2 separate regions of the Mus musculus genome follow, and region 2 is linked to region 1. Evidence: chromatin loops called from intact Hi-C (ENCODE). Cell type or tissue: gastrocnemius. All regions are shown on one strand.

Region 1 (2,500 bases):
GATTTTTAAAAATAAGCCAGTCTTTATAAACGTCACAGATGAGCCCTAGAAAGAGATTCTGTTGGTGAACTGATGGGTCTCCCAGTCACCGTAGCAGACAGGATCTTTAGATTTTTGCTACCATCTATGAATGACTAGATACATGCATTTTCTTAGACACAAAAGGAAGGGTTCCACCCCCACCTCCATCTTCTTCTTAGGTGCTCAAGAATACACAAATGCTTTTATTCTCCAGTTAAATATTCTAATGTGTCTGGGAGTATTGTCTATTATGACAAACTTCTAAAAAAAAACAAAACAACCATGTGAATACATGATTTACTTGCTTAAAGTTGAAATGGATTTTTATTTCATTCCTGCAAGATTTGAAAACAGCTTATTATTAAATCAAGATGGCAAGATGGCATATCTGGGGGAAGCGAATAGATAGTTTTAGACATATGAGCTCAGTGGATAACAGCATTTAAGCAACACACTAGTTCCAAAGCTTTCTGAATGTCAGAGTACAAAAAAAAAAAAAAAACCACAAAAAGAAATACACGTAAATGTCAGAAAAAAAGAAATACACATTAAGGTACATGGAAGTGCTCCTCAATTCTTAGCCTGGTAATGTCATAGCCCATCAAAAGGTCAAAACTCATTTAACGCATCTAACATCACAGCCCAACCTGTGATAATGTGCCCAAAGCACTTATGTTAGCCTGTGTTAGGGCAAATCATTTACCATAAACACTACTGTATAACGACAAGGTAATAGATAATTTGTGTAATCTATTAAAGATTGTATTTAGGTTGAAAACCATTTTGCTTTTTTAAAGTCAAATTTGGATCTGCCTATTTAAAAAAAAACATGTTAACCTATAGAATTTTCAAGTAGGAATTCATTATAGAGTGATACAAATAAGCTCTCTACTCATACCGGCCTTAACAGCATACCACATTCAGAGTGAACACCATAGTGTTTTCCAAGAATTACCTTAATTAGTCACAGTACAAGAATTATGCTAAGAAATCAATTCATTGGAGAATTCTTTTGAACTTTTAAAATTTTTATTCTGTGTGTGTATGCCTGAGAGAGAGAGAGAGAGAGAGAGAGAGAGAGAGAGAGAGAGAGAGAGAATGCTTGTGTGCACACTGATGTGCTTGTTTGTATGCATGTGTGGAGGCCAGAAGAGGGCATCAGATGTCCTTCTAAATCACTCTTTGCCTCTCTTCTTGAGACCAGGTCTTTCCCTGAACCTGAAGCTCATGTTTTCTAGGCTGGGCTCCTGTGTCTGCCCCACTCAGATCTGAAGTTACAGGTATTCATGGCCAAGGGTTGATCCTCATGCTTGTCCAGCAAGTGACTTAACAGCAAAACCAGCCTTCCAGAACTGGGTATTTTTCAGGTAGATACAGCTTTATTTTGTGTGTGATTCGTGTGTGTGTGTGTGTGTGTGTGTGTGTGTGTGTGTGTGTGATTCGTGTGTGTGTGTGTGTGTGTGTGTGTGTGTGCGTGATTCGTGTGTGTGTGTGTGTGTGTGTGTGTGCGTGATTCGTGTGTGTGTGTGTGTATGTGTGTGTGTGTGATTCGTGTGTGTGATTCGTATGTGTGCGTGATTCGTATGTGTGTGTGTGTGTGTGTGTATGTGTGTAGTATGTGCATGTACATGTGCTCACATGTGCTCAGTGGTTGCTAGGTATCTTCCTTGAGTTTGCTCTGCTTTATTGGGGTCGTGTCTCTGGCTGGAGCTGAAGCTCACCAATTCCATCTAATCTAACTAGCATTTCAAGGGATCCCCTCTCTCTGGCTCCCATGTACTAGGATCACAGAAGGGAATCACATCTGCAGGCTTTTGACATGGGCTCTGAGGATCTGGTCTGTAGTCCTCACACTTGTGGGCAAGTGTTGATCCATTGAATTATCTTACAGCCCTTATTAGAAAATTCTTTATTGGTAAGAAAGAAATACACGATTCTGACTTGTCTTAGTAATACCTTGCTTTTCAAATAAATAGAAAACAATTTTTATATATATATGTACATATATATATATACATATATATATGTGTGTGTGTGTCTGTGTGTGTATGTATGTGTGTATATATATGTCTGTGTGTGTATGAGAGAGGGAAAAAGAAAATTACATAGATATTAGAATATATATAAAAAGTAATTTCAATATTTTGTGCAGTACTTCTAAATGGATACTGCATCACATTGCGTTACTGTTTCACTGAGGTGCTCGATGGAGCAGCAGAGAGAACTTTAATGTGACCTCTGCTCAGCTCCCACTGGCCTCACTTGTCTAACCTGGGTTGACAGTGGAGATGAACTCTGATACAGATCCTCAAGGCTGGACGCCACAGTCTGTGAACACAGCTGGACACCACAGTCTGTGAACACGGCTGTCGCTGTTTGCTTTGGCTCACTGGAGAGTTTCACTGAAAGAATATATTTTTATTTGACTTTGACTAATATTTTACTAATACTTTTTAATATGGTCTTTATTCAAAGATCA
Region 2 (2,500 bases), 140 kb after region 1:
ACAGCCAATGATGTATACTGATTTATATAGAGTTTTAAATATTCAAAAACAAGGAGAAGAGAAGGCTTGGGGTAGCTGGTGATGGCAAAAGTCACAGTTTTCACTGAGTAGTGATAATAAAAGGTAAATGAGAAGACAAAAGGTAAGGAAAAAACAGAGTGAATTAGTCACTAATCCGGCATTCCAATCTAGGCTGGTTCCAAATCCTGTGCCCCTCTATAATGTAACTAAATCAGAACCACATTAATATTGTCTGGTTTACTCATTAAAGAATACTCTCCACTCTGTTACATTTGGCAAGATTTGCCAATGCTCTCTTTTGCTAAGCTATAATTGCTTTCACATGATCACAAAGTGTACATTTACAGTTTGTGTTTTATGCTGTATTTGGGATGCAAAGAAATACTTGATTCAAAAAGGGAAAAAGCAAACCTTCCTAGAAATGGGAACAAAACACCCATTGGAAGGAGTTACAGAGACAAAATTTGGAGCTGTGACAAAAGGATGGAACATCTAGTGACTGCCATATCCAGGGATCCATCCCATAATCAGCTTCCAAACACTGACACCATTGCATACACTAGCAAGATTTTGCTGTAAGGACCCAGATATAGCTGTCTCTTGTGAGACTATGCCAGGGCCTAGCAAACACAGAAGTGGATGCTCACAGTCAGCTATTGGATGGATCACAGGGACCCCAATGGAGGAGCTAGAGAAAGTACCCAAGGAGCTGAGGGGATCTGCAACCCTATAGGTGGAACAACAATATGAACTAACCAGTAGCCTGGAGCTCTTGTCTCTAGCTGCATATGTATGATGGCCTATTCAGCCATCACTGGAAAAAGAGGCCCTTTGGACTTGCAAACTTTATATGCCCCTGTACAGGGGAACGCCAGGGCCAAAAAGGGGGAGTGGGTGGGTAGGGGATGGGGAGGAGGGGATGGGGGTCTTTTGGGATAGCATTGGAAATGTAAACGAGGAAAATACCTAATTAAAAAAAAAAAAGGGAAAAAGCAAGCTAGCTGAAATAGCACTGAAACACAATCAGGCAACGCTAGACAGTTTCAGTTAGGTTGATTATATTTAGACCAGAAGGTGGCATAAGAGTTATAGTAATGGGAAATTATTCTCAATGACTGAATTTTCTTAAAGGATTGTGTTGTAAACCAGGGTCTACATTATATAATTCTCTTTTAGTCTAAGAAAATAAGCATATATTTAAGTATATAAGCAAAAATCTCTTTTTCATTTAAAGTTGCTCAATGATTTTTGAAAAGTAATATGCACGTACAAAACAAATTGTAAAACTATCCAAATCTTACAGTCCGTGAACAACTGAGCAAATATAATGGTGCTTATATCTCCATACTTTATCTAGTAATATCAACTGCAGACTACTATACCCACTGCTATTCTCATTTAAGAATATATAATGGGCATTTGAGTTAAAAGGATTTCATATACCCATAGAGTGGCAGAGAAGTGCTCCACTGTACTGTGTGTACATAATTAGCTTCATTACTCCATGATTTACATAAACTCTATGCAGCATTTTACTGGGGTACAGAGTTCTTAAGAAACTCTCTTTCTCTCTCTCTCATATATATATATATATATGCACATATATATATACACATACATATATATACATATATATATATATATATACATCATCTACATTTACATATACATATCCTGCTCGCCTGCATTCATTCATCTTCCTTATCTAAACTTTCTAAGACTTATTATAGAAACAAAACGGTTTAAAAGTTGGAATTTTGAAGACTTTTTCAAGTATTTTTAAATTCCCTCTATGAAACCCTTACTTAGTTTCTTTCACTACTGTATGAAGGCACAGATTTTTCACCTTCTGCATTAGCCTTGCATTTTACCCTGGATATTAGTCCGTTTTAAAAATTATTGTAATAAAACAAATGAATAGATTAACTCTAGCTCCTAATTCTGGAGATTCAAATGCAATGGCCCAGCATCATCTTGCCTCTGATGAGGGCCTCTTGCAAGATGGCAAAGGAACAGATGAAAGAGAGACAGCTCATCACCAGACAGGAAGCATGAGGGATTCAAGAGCTGACTTACTCTCCCTACAACTTGCTCTTGACCACATTAATAACTGTTCTGAGTCCTGGAGGCAGCACTCACAGTGAGCTGAGCACCATCTGGTAGGCAGCATCCCTTAGTAGGGCAATGCCACCTACTGTACAGACACATGCAGGATTCTGTCTCCATCATATGAGTCCTCACTGGATACACTACTAAATCCTATCTAAACCATCATGCCTAATAATAATCTCTAAAATATAATCTGCTAAGAAGTTTCTTACATGATTTTCATCTTTATGGGTAGACACAAAATTTGAAAAATATTCTTATTAAAGGTCATTAGAAACTTTGTTCATATTAGTTGATGCGGGTTTTTGTTTAATGAAAGAACAAATACATGCTAGAGTCCTCACCATGTGTGCTAAACTCATCAGATGCG

What was found. Hi-C counts contacts between places; a loop is a spot of excess contacts. Peaks named below come from ENCODE experiments on the same cell type or tissue, not always from the same donor. Only the 100,000 strongest peaks of a DNase experiment are listed, where the experiment ranks them.
Region 2: a loop joins it to region 1, with 2.7 times the contacts of the local background. A loop is called at or near these places in 12 of 42 quality-filtered maps.

The regions. Positions count from the first base shown.
Region 1 is chr4:15,316,162-15,318,661 of GRCm38, reverse strand. The region is part of intron 3 of Gm29883 (a long non-coding RNA gene); the gene reads right to left. Gm29829 (a long non-coding RNA gene) reads left to right here and starts at 1,239. Exons shown (of 3, transcript XR_390425.4): 1 at 1,239-1,388. In gastrocnemius, a CTCF peak has its summit at 1,178 (motif pointing right); DNase peaks (open chromatin) are centred at 1,243 and 2,348.
Region 2 is chr4:15,172,431-15,174,930 of GRCm38, reverse strand. No RefSeq gene overlaps it. Among named protein-coding and RNA genes, the nearest start is that of Necab1, 25 kb to the right of the region's middle. In gastrocnemius, CTCF peaks have their summits at 1,085 (motif pointing right) and 2,206 (motif pointing left); no DNase peak of the experiment used is centred here; H3K4me3 peaks cover 32 bases; H3K27ac peaks cover 25 bases.